Linked DNA regions of Homo sapiens: region 2 is linked to region 1. The links are chromatin loops, found by intact Hi-C in ENCODE. Cell type or tissue: B cell. All regions are shown on one strand. Each heading gives the region's core, and the rest is flanking DNA. Links, peaks and the distances in the headings are about the cores only.

Region 1 (8,349 bases), core at 105-8,104:
ATGGCTGAAGTAGACAAGAAGCTATCCAGGAACTTTAAGACCTGCTATCCTGTTAGAAAGTTTCAAGTCTCCTTAGCTTCTGTGTCTGGGGGACTTCATTCACTCATTTAACAATTATCTACTGAGTATTCACTGTGTTTCACTGGTTGCACAGTATTGACAAAAGTGACATGATCCTTATCTTTATGTAATTTCTAGTCTAATAAGGGTAGAAAGACTTTATAGAGAATAACATGTCCTCTATTTCCTATTAGAATCTAAAAACTTGATATCTTTCGAGAGTACTTCTTATCTGCCATTTTCTATATACCATTTGGTTCCTTATAGATTCTATTTTGCCTACACCTTGCAAAAAGTCCTATGCTCTAAAAGCTATTGGCTCTCTCCTTGGGCAAAAATCTCAACTTCTTCATCACTATTAAATGAGTTAATATGTGAAAGCCCTTCAAATAGTGCCTGGCATATATGATACATAAATAAATAAAAAAGAGACGACTATTTGTCTCAAACTTGGCATGCACTAAACTGCTCCAGTCCACTTCCAGAGTATATACTGCCCAGCTTTTCCTCACCCAGTGGGTCCTTAGTGCTCCATCGATTTTACAAGTATCCCAGGTTTCTTCTATGACAGTTCCATGGCTGAGTGTGTGGCCAGTGCTCTGAAGCTTGTGGGTGACAATGATACCATAACAGTGTCCAGGAAGCTTCTTTGGAAAGAATGTAAAATGGTCTTCCCAGTAGTGGATTCTACGGTTGAATGACCCTGGCGCTTCCTGAGATATAGACAGGCCCTGAAAACAGTGTCAGGGAGACACTGAGGAGCACTATCTGTTCAGGAGCAGATGACTACCTTCCTCCTTGACCCAAATCTTATTTTTCTTTCCTTTCCCCTCATTCTCATTCCAGGTCCATCCATCAGTGCTTTTGACTGCTGAACTCAAGACATTTATTCTCTTTTCCAAAGTAGAGATTAGTTGTCTATTAGAGAGCCCATAGAGGCTCCTAAAGAGCTATTTCTTCTAGAATTAAGGAGGGTTAAGTTCTTCAATCCCAAAGACCTGTTTATCTTCTTGTAGGTGGAGGTCACTGTTCCCCGAGCCATTCTCCACACTCCTTCCCAGACTACAAGTTCACACAAACATATGGAATCAGTACGGAGTGAGGACACTTTCTGTCACATTTTTGTTAAAAACCATAAAGTGGTCTAAGACTTTACTGGAACATATTGTTACATGTAAAATGATTCAGCACATAACAACTGTTTGCACAGGTAGAACTGACTTCTTGAATTTGATATCTACTTTTTATGAAGAGATATAGATACAATTACTTCTACCTCAGACATTATTTCTATTCTTTTACTCCTCTGATTGCAGTATGTTGCAGTTGGGAGGTGGAGAAGGGAAGGTTTTGGAAATCTAAAAAGGCCTTCTCTATGCAGTCTTGCTTAAATTTCAAGTATGGTAGTAATAATAAACATAATTGTCATCATCATCATAGCTCATACTTATTAAGCACTTACTTAATGTCATGTGTTGGGCTAAGGAATTCATTTTCTTCTCAGGAAACCCCTATAAGTTAGATTATGCTGTTATTCACATGTCAGAATGTCTTCAGAGTTAAAACAAATTGCTGCATCTTGCACCTTCTTATTACTAAAGAAGAGGCACAATACCTGGTGGATATCTTTGGAATTTGTATGCAATATATCCTCATTTACGTGCACAACTCTTACCCATTTGCTGAGGAGCCCATAACACTATTAATTCTGAGTGAGGCTCAGGGCAAGAGAAGGCTCTGCAATAATTCCAGATTGCCTTGAAAGCTGCTTGACCACTTGAGACTTGTGGTGTGGTAGATCCGATGTAGCCTGAAATGACTATAGAAAATATGGATGTTGTATAGTGCTTCTAAGGGTCAGAAAAGGAAAATTAGAGCACAGACTTCTAGAATTTTAGATAAAAGTTATACTCTCTTCTGGAGATAATGTTCTTTTAGGATACAGCATCAAGTTTGCCTAGACCTTACTAAAAACTTAATACTTAACATGGGACATCAAGTGACCACGCAATCTGCAATTCGAACTGCTCATCATGAGTGGGGTTTTATGTAGCCACAAGATTGTACATGCACAGCAGCAATACATCTATATATATATGATGTATATATGACTGGGTTTAACAAGGCATAAGTAAGTTGTATGAGCAGGTGGCTCAGACTGCTAAGGTACCAACTTTTACTGCATTCCCTCCTCTCCTGCAGTTCACATCTATAGCCTCATGTGGAACTCCTTTTAACTAGATAACTACAGAAGGAAAACCAGGGCTTGCTTCACAGATGATTTAGTAAAATATGTTAGCAAAACTGGAAGTGGACTGTTGTATTACTGCAACCACAATTAGTATTGTTCTTGAAAGAAAGTGATGAAGGAAATCCTTCAAAGGGGGCAGAACTTAAAGTAGTAGCAGTAGTAATGGTCATCTACTCAGTCTGGCTTGAAACTACATTAATCCTGATTGATTCAGCCTTATAGTTGAGGTTCACTGAGCTCCCCTCCTTGGGCTAGGAAGTCTGGCTTTTTGGCTAAGGAGATAGAAACAGCCCTGGGAAAGAGAGACAGTTACAACTTTCAGAGCAGAGGTACTCAGAGGACTGGGTCAGAAACAGGCTGAAAGTTCTCCGCTCCAGCAAACAGGACATGTAGCAGAACACTCATTGCCTTCCCTCTACTGAGGGTGTGATAAACCTTAAATACTAGAGGAGAAGACCCATGCTCTACAAGTCAGCAATTAGGTAAATTAGACAATTTCAGAAAGTGGCAAATTATTTAAAAGAAACAAAATAGAAGTCAACATACGTGGGCAGAAAATATGAAACAACCAATGAAATAACTAGTATTTGAGTGGCTAGCAAATTTCAGACCTAGATCCAATCTCTTTACTTGTTTAATTCATTCAATCCTCACAAAAATCTTAAAAGATGGATATCATTGTTCCCATTTTACAGATGAGGAAACTGACGCATAGGGAGGTTGAGCAGTTTGTCCAAGGACACAGAGGGCAGGTAGAGGAGTCTGTCTGATTGCAGGGTCGAGGTAGTTCCAAGGATCCCAACAACCTCCCACTTTCTGATTCCAGCTTGTTTATGACCTTCCTGCTTAGAATTCTGACAGCTATCCATTTTCCTTTACCATAAATTACCGTTTTTACTTAAGGTTGCATAAGTGGGTCCATGTTCCCTGCTACCAAAAGAGTCCTATCAGTATTTATAAATAAAAGAGTAATTTCCACTTTCAGTAGACTTAAACCTGCATGGAGAGGAAGGCTCTTCTCTTTTCCTTATTAGCATTGGACGCCTTTCTTTCCAACAGGTCCTGAGGGACAAAAGGAGATTGTATGAAGAAATATTTGAAGGATCCGGTGGACCTGAAGCTGAAACTAAATGGCAGGGTTGGATATTGAAAGCAGATAATGATTATAATGGTATTACTTTATTCTAGGCATGGAACACGGATTTATCTGTAAAATTCCTTTTGTGCATATTTGTTTTCAGGGTCCATCTCAATGGAGTTATATCAACTACTGCACCCTGAGAAGATTTATAACATGGAATTTGGTCCATCAACAACCACTTACAAAATCTGCCTTTCCCTTTGAAGATCTCTTCTGTCTCCCTCATTGGCATTTCTCAGCAGATACGTTTATTTTGTAAGGCAGGACCTGCTCGCATAAAATGGAAAGCAGGTGACCGGAGTGGAGATGAGTGTAACCACTGCGCTTCCTTGGCCTGAGATGATAGAAGACCAAACTCTGGCAGCTGTTAGAGAGAAAGGGCTTAGATAGATATTGATGAGTCTCCTGTGCACTGGTCAGAGAGTCAGTCTTGCCCGGTGGTCATGAAGAAGGTACAGAAGTCACAGATTATTTTTTCTTCCTCATGGAGCTGCCAAAAAGGAGACACCAGAGATTAGCATAGAACTGTTAATTTTTCAATCTTTTCAGTTTGTAACCTTTGGAGAACTTTCTCAAGAACCCACTAACCACTACTTCCTCTTTTTGTGACTACTTCTCTCTGTTCTTTTTTGACTCCACATGGTGTATGTAAAGCAGCCCTATCCTAGCAGAAGGGCTGAAGAAACAGTAGCTGCTAAAGAATAATCACAGTAATTGCCCATGGACAGGAAAGAGGGTAAAGGTCCATTTTAAGAGTAGTTTGTGTAGATAGGTTCACTCAACGAATCCAAGGAAGGGAGAGATAAGAATTTATAATTGTCAGGAAGAGAAGAATTTGTAAATATGATTTTACCACAAAAAGCAGAGTAAACAGAGGAAACTGAAGCATCAAGGGAACCTGTAAGAGGCTCCTACATTGTCAGTTATATTCTTATTTATTTATTTATTTATTTATTTATTTATTTATTTATTTTTTAGTAGAGTTGGGGTTTTGCCATGTTGCCCAGGCTGCTCTTGAAATTCTGGGCTCAAGCAATCTACTGGCCTCAGCTTCCCAAAGTGCTGGGTTTATAGGCGTGAGCCACCATGCCCGGCCTTTTGTCAGTTATATTTTTGACACACATGTCTCTTCATTCATCAGCAAGGCACTGTTTTTGTCTTGGATATTAAGAGTTTTCTCCTGTAAGTGTGTAGCACAGAAAATAATTAATACTTTAATCTATATGCCACCATATTCACTTTTGCAAAAAATGAAGCTGCTCTATAGACTGGGTGGCCCAAGGGTTATAGTTCTCTTGAACGGTAACCCTCAGTCCATGATTCTGAAATGGTCTTTTTCTGTTAGCAATTCCTATTTCTAATTCTTTCTCTCCTGGACCTAATTTTATGAGGTTTTGACCATCAAAACACCACACTTTAGAGAACACAATTGGAGAAGTGACTTGTCTCCACATTACCTGTGATAATTTCTTCTCTTAATCTCAAACTCAGATGAAGTCTTGGTTCCATATTTAGAGAAGTTTCAGTAGAAGTCCTCATGTCTTAACCTATGGCTAAGCAAGATATCTTGGTAAATTAGCACATGTTCATAATCTATTAAATAACCTTGGTAGGTTAAAGATACCATAAACAAAAGTAAAAGGCAAAAGACATACCATAGATATCTATATCACACATAATTAATTAAAGATTACTATCCTTAGTTCATTAAAAAACTCACATAATTTGTTAGGAAAAGAGTATCTTAACTTGTTGAAAATGTGAAAAATTTTTATCCTAAATGGACTATTGATTAAAAAAAGAACACTCCCTGAAACACATAAGATTATATTCTACTTCACTAATAGTCAAGTAAATTAAAATTTAAACAATAAAATGTAATTTCTGTTATCATTTTTGCAAAAACAATAAAGAAAGTACAGCACCCAGTGTTGGAACTCATAAATGATTTCCTGCTGGTGCCATACAATGTAAAAACTTTCTGGATTATGAGATGCAAAGTTCCGTATACTACTTTTCACAATAAAAGTTTATTCTGAGGAAGAGAGGAAAAGATTTCATCTCAAAGTTTTTACAAAAGCAAAAAAACAAAAATATACAGAAGAATGGTAAATTAGGGTACGTATATAGATGCAGTATTATAAAGCTATTAAACTCGCGTCTTAGAAGAATATTTTTAAAGCATGAAAAGTGTTCAAATATGTAAAATAAGCATTTAATACAATTGCAGTCCAAGTACGTAAAATGCATATACACACATATGTAGATACATCCTGAATAATGCAGACCTTACTGACCAATGAGTATAAATATGTCCATTCATAGTTAAGCTAGAATTTCACTTCTGGAATAATATTGTAAATTCCCTTCAGACAAGCCATCTAACTGGTAACAATCAGACAAGCCATCCAACTGGTAACAATTATATGTTACATAAAATACAGAAAATGACTACCTGAGAATTCTGAAGAGTAAAAGAGCAGCCAGGGTGTAGTGGGGAAATGAAATTTGGAGAAGTGACTGGCATAGCAGTTAGTTTTCCATTTTTATTGTAGATTTGATTTGTGGATTTGTTTTTTGTAGCAGAGAAGGCATATTGTAGGTTGGTAAGATTTTTGGTAGCTCATTGTCTTTCTGGCCAGAGGATCTAAAAAGGGAGTCTGATTAACCGCAGTTACTAGAAGGTGGAGGGAGAATTCCATAGAGGAGAGAGCCAGAGAAGGAAGTCCCTTAATTTTCTGTGTGGTTAAATACACAAGTTCAGGCTGACACCTGAGCCATATAAGCACAGGACTGTCTAAAAGCAGTACACCAAAGAACTAAATAATTGAATTAAGATTTAAACCACCACCTATGGAAGGAAAGGCAGAGCTTACACATTGAGTCTAACTGGGTTAAATGCCTGCTAAGACAAAAAACAAAAACAAAAACAAAAACAGCATGCTGGATGTCACAGAACACAGAATCTATACAACATAACATTAAAATGTCCAAGATAAAATGAAAAGTACTCAACATACAAAGAAGCAGGAAAATGAATTCAATTTTTCAGAATAAAGACAATCAATAGATGCTAGCTTCAGATGCATCTGATGTTGGAATTATTTGATGAGAATTTTTTTAGTAGGCACAATAACTATACTCAATGAGATTTTAAAAAATATATAAAATGAATAAAAAGGCAGGAAATCTCAGCTGAGATATATAAATAGAGAACCAAATAGAAATTTTTGAAATAAGTCTGTAACATATTTTAAAAATTTACCAAATGGACTTACAGTAGAATGAATAGGACAAAGGAAAGAATCAATAAAATTAAAACTATATCAATTAAATTATTCATCTAAAATATAGAAAGAAAGTTTGAAAAAATAAACAGAAACTAGGGACATGTGGGACAATATCAAGTCTATCAAAAACTGTAACATACATATATTTGGAATCCCAGCAGAAAAGGAGAGAAATTGGACATAAAATAATATTTAAAGAAATTGCAGCTGAAATCTCCTCAGATTTGGTGAAAAACATACATTTACAGGTTTGAGAAGTTCAATGAACCCTACACAGGATAAATTCAAAGAAAACCATACCAAAAACATAACCAGACTACTAAATATCCAAGATAAAGACCAAATCTTGATTGTAGACAGAGAAAAAACAAATTTTTAAAGAAAGGGACAACAATTATCAAACTTGGTTTTTATATTGAGCAAAAATATCCTTCAAAAATGCATGCAAATTTTTTTTTTTCAAAAAATAAGTAAAGCAAAATGTAGAGACTAACTGTCAGAAAACACTACAAGAGATTCTAAAGAAGTCCCTGTCGGAGACCAGCCTGGGCAACACAGTGAAACCGCGTCTCTACTAAAAATAAAAAATTTGCTGGGCATGGTGGCTCGCGCCTGTAATCCCAGCTACTCGGGATGCTGAGGCAGGAGAATTGCTTGAATCCGGGAGGTGGAGGTTGCAGCGAGCCAAGATCGCACCACTGCACTCCAGCCTGGGCGACAAGAGCAAAACTCTGTCTAAAAAAAAAAAAAGAAGAAGTCCTTAGGCTAAAGGGAAATGAAATTAGAAATAATGGGGATCATTAGAAAAAATTAACGACATTGTAAGTGGTAAATATCTAGGGAAAAATAGAAAAGACTGCATTTTTCTGTTTAAGTTATCTAAAATATAAGTACTTAACAAATTATAACAATTTTTCGTGGGATTTTTAAAACATACATTGATATAATGCCTATACATCCATCCTATAAATGATTGGACACTTATGGGATATAAATGAAAGGATAGGACAACCATCTTATAAATGATTGAAGGGGTGGACATATATATACCTATCAATTTCAAGATTCTACATTTTCAGTGGAGAGGCAGAGTATCAATTTTAAGTAGGCCATGAAAGATTAAGAATGTATATTGTAACCTCTAGATCAACCTTTGAAAACAATACAAGGATGTATTACTAAAAAGAAAACAGATACATTAAGATGGAATACTAAAATTTCAAATGATTCGAAAGAGAAAAAGGAGAAAAAATGAACAAAAAATGGTGGAGCAAATGGAAAATAAAAATTTTTTAAATTCAACCATATTAATAATTACCTTAACTATGAATAGTATAAGAATTTTAACTGAAGGAAAAGATTATCTAAATAGATTTTAAAAAGTAAGGCCAAAGTATATGATGCTTACAAGAAGCTCACTTGAAAAATAAAAACACAAACAGATTGAAAGTAAAAAAGATGGAAAATGATATGTTATTTAAACAGTAAACATAAGAGAGCTGAAGAGGTTACATTACTACTGAATTAATAAACTTTAAGACAAACAATATTATTAGACAAAAATAAGGTGTTTTATTTTAACAAAAGGGACTATTTCAGGAAGACAT
Region 2 (8,349 bases), core at 350-8,349, 74 kb after region 1:
TGGAAATAGATCATAAACATGCATCTAAAAAAGTGTCCCTCAGATATATTTGTACATGACTTCAAGAAATGAGCCTCTCATTAGGATAGGAAACCAAAGTTCAATTCTCAAGAAGTCACAAGTTCATTTACTCAATATGATTTTACAAAGTGCCTGCATGTTATCAGTTTCCACGTGCAGCTGTTTCTAAATGAAAAAAAAAAAGAAAAAAAAAACCAGATATCTCTAGAGGGACCACCAATTCCTCCCAAATTTCTAACTGAAAGGACCTTTTGGGAATCAGGTTCCTTCTATACCTCTGAAAAGGTGACATCTTAAAGATCAAATATCTTTAACCTAGAGATTTATCATGATACCTAGCAATACTTGAATCTTAGACATACAACATAAGAGGGTACATTAAATTTTGAAGGTAGCTATGCTGCACAATACTTTAAAATTAAATAATTATACAGTATTGATTTATGCTTAAAATTCCAGTCTTAGGCTGGTGTGGTGGCTCATGCCTGTAATCTCAGCAGTTTTGGAAGCCTAGGTGGCAGATCACCTGAGGTCAGGAGTTCAAGACCAGCCTGACCAACATGGTGAAACCCTATCTCTACTGAAAATACAAAAATTAGCTGGGCATGGTGGTGCATGCCTGTAATCCCAACTACTTGAGAGGCTGAGGCACAATAATCGCTTGAACCCAGGAGGTGGAGGTTGTAGTGAACCGAGATAGTGTCACTGCACTCCAGCCTGGGCAACAAAACGAGACTCCATCTCCAAAAAAAAAAAAAAAAAAATCCAGTCTTAGACCAAGCTCGTTTTAGACCAGCACTGACGTTTTTGTCATCTCTCAGGACTCACAGAATTAGTTCGATAACTGCCTTGGAGTCTGAATGTATCCTAATCCTCTCATGGGAGTTGTTCACTTTAGCTGAGAAGAAGCTGTCAGGATCTATGTGCTACTTGGCTGCTGTTCCAAAGCAAGTGTTATTGTTTCCTAATGTCCATGCATGATTGACAGTGATCTCCAAAGTCTTGCTCACCTTCTGGTAAGTGGAGGTGCCAAACACTGTCATTTATATTAGTGTGATGCTGGAATTCATCAGTCTTGAAGCCAACCACAAAAAGTCATTTTAGGTCACCTGGGACTCTTTGATCTCAAAATGTATTTGGTATCCAGCCAGCCAGTCCTTGTAACTCAGCATGAGAGCACCTTGGATGAAAGTCCTGGAGATGTCAAAATCCACGTTGCAGCCCAGGTTGATGTACTCTCACTTGTACCCTGTCTTGATTTTAGCATTTTGCCCCCAGTGTTAGGTGAGGAGGCTGAATCACAGGTCAACTTTAGTCCATGTAAAAAGCTCATCTTCTCCAGTAACTCTGCACCTAATGTCTTGTCAGTGTTCCACTTCTCTGTAAATGTCAGGCCACATTTGATCCATCTGTTCTTGGTTTCCAGACTACCTGTCACTTTGATGGCCTCAGGATTGGCTGAGCCTGAGCTTGTAACATCCAGTCTATTCCCATATTTTGTTTTCAAATGAAGCTTTATTAATCCTAATCTATACCGCTTGGTGAAGACATCCCTGGTACATTTGTCAAGATCAGTGTACATGGGAGGGACAGCCATATTCTGCTCAGTGGCAGCCACAGGAGGCTCAACAGGGTAAGGGGGTGGATTTTCCTATGCTGCTTTGAAGGTCATTCTATTCTTGTTTCTGGTGGTAATTACTCACTTACTAAGATGAATAACAACATTCATTTACATGTCTTCAAAACAACTTCCTCCCCACTCTTCTATCACATTATCATTCTTGAGTTTAAATAATAGAATTTTATTTTACTTCTTCTTTCCATGTGTGTTTCTCATGGTTTAAAGAACAAAATTTTATTATTTTATTTATTCAAACTCATTTTCCCTATCTTGTGGCCTATTTCTGCATTTATTTTTCATCTTGCTGTAGCACTTCCTCTAAAAGTGTTTTTAGTGGTTTGCATGTGTGTGTGTGTGTGTGTGTGTGCATGTTCGTGTGTGTCTTAAGATTTTGAGGGCTGTAATACCAAAGAAAAAATCTTCATTCACCCTCGCAATTAAATAAAAGTCTAGATGGATATAAAATAACAAGTTTGCCTTTTTTCTTTGAACACTTTGAAAACATTTTCCATTGACTTCTTACATTTAATGTTATTGTTAAGAAGTCTTAGGCTATTCTCATTCCTGTGACTTATAGATAATGCTTTATGTTCTTTAGTATTTCAAAATTTTTCCTTGTTCATTGATATTCCCAAATTTTACTTTAATATTTAGGTTTTTAAAATCAATTCAGTTAGCAAATTATGATACTTTTCATTGTGAAATCTTTAGTCTTTCTCTGATTTTGTAAAATTTGGGGTTATTATTTTTTCCATAAGTTTTCTTCTCTTATTTGTACCTGTATGCAGTACATGAATCATACAGATACTGACACTTCCTATGCCATCATTCATATTTCTTAACTTGTATACTCTCCTTCTCTGTACCTCTTCTTGGTATTTTTAGGAGAGTTTTTCCTGGCCTTCCAGCTCACTATGTTTTTTTCTTTAGTATTATTCTGTATGCTAATCAATTCATCTGTCAGGTACTTATTTTGACAATTATAATTTTCATATTTATTATCTCTTGTTGGCTGTTATTTAACTTGTCATGAATTGGTGTGTTGAGAGAGTGTTGAGGATTAGTCTCGGGCAGAAAACCTCTAGAGCTCTAGCTGGACACAGTCATTCCCTAGTTGCCCACCCCACTGTGTATGGTGGTGAGACAGGAATTCTTGGGAGCAGTACATTTGTGCCTATTGCTATCTGCTTCCCACAGTGGCTGGGTTCTAATACCATCCTAGTAATTACTCCACTACCACTGGTTGGTAGAATAATTGCCCTGCTGGAATAGGAAATGAGCAGCTTGGAAAGATCTGGGGGAGAGAAAAGATCTCATTCAGAAAGCATTCTCTTACCTCTAATTTGCCTCTTCCTCTCTAAGCAGCTTCTGCTTCCCTGTGTTTGTTTCCTCATGTATTTATGACAATTTTACAGGTTTTTTGATAGGCAAAAGTTTGTCTCTTGTTTATTTGGTATTTCCAAGGTACAGTTTAATAGTAAGAGCCTGAAGCCATCTTGTCAACAAATGTAAGTTTGTTAATGCAAAAAAAGTGCAAGTAAAACAAAATAAATCTGTGGGCTGAAACAGGATTAGATGGCTTTTTTACTTTCATTTTTATTTTATTTTATTTTATTTCATTTTTTGAGATGGAGTCTCGCTCTGTCGCTGCAAGCTCTGCCTCCCCGGGTTTATGCCATTCTCCTGCCTCAGCCTCCAGAGTAGCTGGGACTACAGGCACCCCCCACCACACCTGGCTAATTTTTTTGTATTTTTAGTAGAGACGGGGTTTCACCGTGTTAGCCAAGATGGTCTTGATCTCCTGACCTCGTGATCTGCCTGCCGCGGCCTCCCAAAGTGCTGGGATTACAGGCTTGAGCCACCGCGCCCGGCCGATTAGAGGGCTTTAAAAGACCAGACAGTGTCTGCCCAACCAGAAAAACTGTGTATTTTCAGAGCAGGTGTATGTGAAAGCAGAACAATCAGGGCCTGAGGAAACCACCGAGCATTTGCATATCTGAGGGTTCTCAACCTCACATGTCTGAGACAGCATCTATATGCCTCCTGAGCTGGTCAGAAGGACAGTGTTACTGAAAATCTATGAGAAAGGACCAGCAGGGAAACATAGCAAATTGTCCACTGAATGAAGCTGCAAGCGAGAGAAGAATGAAAAGTGAGCACAGAGCAGTACATCATCTTTTTTCACTCTGTAATTCTGAGGGTTTTTTGGCACCCGTCCATACCCTACTTCCCTGCTTTTTTTCAAATTCCTTCTCCCATATTTAATATATCCCCAAAAGCCACACCTTTCCCAACAACACTATAACCCATGCTTTATTTTATGCTCACAAGGAACTTTCCAACATATGCCTTGCCCATTACCAAGAGCTCTTCATTTTTCACATGTTCAGCATCTCCAGTATTTATTACTTTCACTGCAGCTTCCACATCTTCAGGGCACTAGTATAATTTAAGACATAGAGTCTCAGGTTACAAAGTCAATGGCATAAATTCGTAGCACTGCTGTACACCAACAACAACCAAGCTGAGAATCAAATAAAAAATGGAATCCCTTTTATAATAGCTGTAAAAACAAACAAACAACAACAATAACAACAAACCCTAGTAATATACTTAACCAAGGAGGTGGAAGATTTCTGCAAGGAGAACTACAAAATACTACTGAAAGAAATCATAGATGGCACATATAGATGGAAACACATCCCATGCTCATGGATTGGAAGAATGGTTATTTTCACAATTTTGTGATTGCCCAAAGTCACCTACAGATTTCATGCAAATTATATCAAAATACCATCACCATTTTTCACAGACTTAAAAAAAATCTTAAAATTCATATGGAACAACAACAAAAAAAGCCCAAATAGCCGAAGCAATCCTAAGCAAAAAGAACAAACCTGGAGGTATTACAAGACTTGAATTTATACTACAAGGCTATAGTTACTAAAACAGCATGGGCACTGGTATAAAAGTAGGCATATCGTAACCAATGGAACAGAACAGAAAATCCAGAAATAAAGCCAAATGCTTACAACGAACTGATGTTCAACAAAACATACAAAAACATAAATTGGAGAGAGGACACCCTATTTAATAAATGGTGCTGGGAAAACTGGCTAGCCACGTGTAGAAGAATAAAACTGGATCCCTATCTCTCATCTCATACAAAAATCAACTTAGGATGAGTCAAAGACTTAATCTAAGACCTGAAACCATAAAAATTCTAGAAGATGACCTTGGAAAAACTCTTCTGGACATTGACCTAGGCAAAGAATTTATAACTAAGACCTCAAAAGCAAATGCAACAAAAACAAGGATAAATAAATGGGACCTAATTAAACTAAAAAAGCTTCTGCACAGCAAAAGCAATAATCATCAGAGCAAACAGACAACCCACAGACTGGGAGAAAATATTTGCAAACTATCCGTCTGACAAAGGACTAATATTTAGAACTACAAGGAACTCAGACAAATCAGCAAGAAAAAAAACTCATGAAAAAGTGAGCAAATGACATGTATAGACATTTCTCAAAAGAAGATATGCAAAAGGCCAACAAATATATGAAACAATGATCAACATCACTAATCATCAGGAAAATGCAAATTAAAACCACAATGAGATGCCACTTTACTTTTGCAAGAATGGCCATTATTAAAAAGTCAAAAAATAATAGATGTTGGCATGGATGTGGTGAAACGGGAACACTTACACACTGCTGGTGAGAATGTAAATTAGTACAACCTCTATGGAAAACAGTATGGAGATTTCTTAAAGAACTAAAAGTCCTATGTCAGGAAACAACAGGTGCTGGAGAGATGTGGAGAAATAGGAACAATTTTACACTGTTGGTGGGACTGTAAACTAGTTCAACCATTGTGGAAGTCGGTGTGGCGACTCCTCAGGGATCTAGAACTAGAAATACCATTTGACCCAGAAATCCCATTACTGGGTATACACCCAAAGGATTATAAATCATGCTGCTATAAAGACACATGCACAAGTATATTTATTGCGGCATTATTCACTATAGCAAAGACTTGGAACCAACCCAAATGTCCAACAATGATAGACTGGATTAAGAAAATGTGGCACATATACACCATGGAATACTATGCAGCCATAAAAAATGATGAGTTCATGTCCTTTGTAGGGACATGGATGAAGCTGGAAACCATCATTCTCAGAAAACTATCCCAAGGACAAAAAACCAAACGCCGCATGTTCTCACTCTAGGTGGGAATTGAACAATGAGAACACATGGACACAGGCAAGGGGAACATCACACTCTGGGGACTATTGTGGGGTGGTGGGCGGGGGAGGGATAGCATTAGGAGATATACCTAATGCTAAATGACGAGTTAATGGGTGCAGCACACCAACATGGTACATGTACACATATGTAACAAACCTGCACATTGTGCACATGTACCCTAAAACTTAAAGTATAATAATAAAAAAAAAGAACTAAAAGTAGATCTACCTTTAATTTCAGCATTCCCACTACTGGGTATCTACCCAAAGGAAAATAAGTCATTGTGTGAAAAAGACATATACACATGTATGTTTATAGCAGCACAAGTCACAATTGCAAAGAGATGGACCAATCTAAGTGCCCATCAACTAATGAGTGGGTAAAGAAAATGTGGTATACATGTATACCATGGAATAGTACTCAGCCATAAAAATGAATGAAATAATGTCTTTTGCAGCACTTGGGTGAAGCTGGAGCCACTATTCTAAGTGAAGTAACTCAGGAATGGAAAATCAAATACTGTATGTTCTCACTTAACAGTGGGAGCTAATCTATGAGTACACAAAGGCTTACAGAGTGGTATCGGGCATTGGAGACTCAGAAGAAGGAGGGTAGGAGGGGTATAAGGAACAAACCCCTACATATTGGGTACAATGTACACTAGTTGGGTGATGGGTGCACTGAAATCTCAGAATACACCACTGTATAATTCATCTATGTAACCAAAAACCACTTATACCTCTAAACTATTGAAATAATAAAATATTAAGATATTTTAAAAAAAGACACAGAGCTAGGGAGAGAACATACAGAAGAAGAGTGGTCTCTCCCGTGTTCTGTAGGTTGTATAGGTCCTCCTTTCTTGATTTTAGGTCAACTTTTTGCTTAGGAGTCCATTTTTCACTCTAAAATTATGTACAGAATGTGTCTACTAAGTACAGAGAAAGGAATTGTGTTTCTTAGCAAAGTTTTTATCTTCCCTTGTGTACAAATAAACAGTGATGCCAAATGGTCTATTGTTTAATACAAATTTTAATCTGTTATCTAAAGTGTGTTGTTTCATTTTGGAAGGAATGGATTACTGGAGTGTGGTATTAAAAAAAAGCCAATTACATCACGTATAAAGTTTCCTATAAGATCAGAACAGAAATTTATTAAAAAGAAAGATTTCTGTTTTTCCTAGCAGAATTTGAAATGCATTGCTTCTACATTTTCTTGGAAATCTAAATCATCTCATTTTCTTTATTCTCAAATATCTCTGGAGACTGCATTGGAAGTGAGACCCAGCGTTTCTGCTAGACAATGGCCACAGACTTGGGCTCTGAGAAAACCTCAAAGATATCCAGATCCCAGGACCTCCATTCTCTTCCTGTTCCACATCTCATTCCAAGTGGTCCAGCTCATAAAATGCCAGCAGCAATGACCACAGTACCATGAGGCCTCCTCATTCAGCTATTTGAAAGGAGATTGTCTTAGTGACTGACTTGAAGGGGTCTATCAAACAGTAACCAAAAGCAAGGATCACAAACAGGCCTTCAGAATATTTTACCTAGATAGAAAGCAAGGAAGTAAGACTCCTCCAATGTTTGATCTCTACTTCCTCATATAGTATACAGAGCTCTTTTCTATAAGATTGTTTTGATTATATATCTCAACAGTAATGTATCATAAGCTGATAGACCCTCCACACAACCACTGGGATATCTCAGGGGAAATATTGCCAAGTTATTGTCTGACTGCATAGAGTAACAGCCTTTCATTTCTCTAAACTAGTAATGCTACTCAAAATGTTGACTTAAACACAAAGATGTTCATTGTAACACTGTTTATCATAATGAGTAATTGTCAATACTATAAAGGCCCTCAAATAAATCATTTACAAAATAAGTTTGTACGTTTTCAAACATACCAGGCAATACACAAATATCTTAGAATAATACTTAATGGCATGGAAACAAAACAAAATTATTAAAAGAAAAAATGAGATTACTGTTATCATTATTTTTAAATTGTATATTTATGTATACGTGAGCACATGCATAGAAAATATTCTGGCTGATGGATATTGAGATATTAGCAATTATCTCAGAGTTAATGGAATAAAAGTGATTTTTAATTATCTTTTTTTATTTCTCATGTTTCTAATTTTTCTATAATGGATACCCAAACACACACACAAACACGCACCATAGGTTCTTGTGGCCCTTCTCAGTTCTAAGGGGTTCAGGTTCAGGGTCCAGATTCTCAGATTTCAGCACAGGCAAGTCATATGTATGGATGTTAAGCATGTGGAGGAAAGTTAAATGGTTAAGTGACATCTCATCATCAGATAGTTTCCATCTGAGACCAGAGAGGTCACTGGCAACTTAACCATCAGTCCAGACCTTGAATTTCTGAAAGCCTGCAGTTCCCACCAGATTTAGCCAAGCCAGAAATATGTAAAGTAATTCTTAA

What was found. A loop is a pair of places that touch in the nucleus more often than their neighbours do. Peaks named below come from ENCODE experiments on the same cell type or tissue, not always from the same donor. Only the 100,000 strongest peaks of a DNase experiment are listed, where the experiment ranks them.
Region 2: it touches region 1 in a loop (2.8-fold over the local background); 2 of 110 quality-filtered maps call a loop at or near these places.

The regions. Positions count from the first base shown.
Region 1 is chr1:157,649,270-157,657,618 of GRCh38, forward strand. It overlaps LOC105371457 (a long non-coding RNA gene), which reads right to left. Exons shown (of 3, transcript XR_922184.3): 2 at 4,910-5,005; 3 at 2,915-3,942. Among named protein-coding and RNA genes, the nearest start is that of FCRL3-AS1, 42 kb to the right of the region's middle. In B cell, for the core only: no CTCF peak of the experiment used is centred there; a DNase peak (open chromatin) is centred at 4,042; H3K4me3 peaks cover 837 bases; H3K27ac peaks cover 528 bases.
Region 2 is chr1:157,723,404-157,731,752 of GRCh38, forward strand. It overlaps the pseudogene VDAC1P9. Among named protein-coding and RNA genes, the nearest start is that of FCRL3, 27 kb to the left of the region's middle. In B cell, for the core only: no CTCF peak of the experiment used is centred there; DNase peaks (open chromatin) are centred at 1,288, 1,998, 3,107 and 3,598; H3K4me3 peaks cover 2,757 bases; H3K27ac peaks cover 6,030 bases.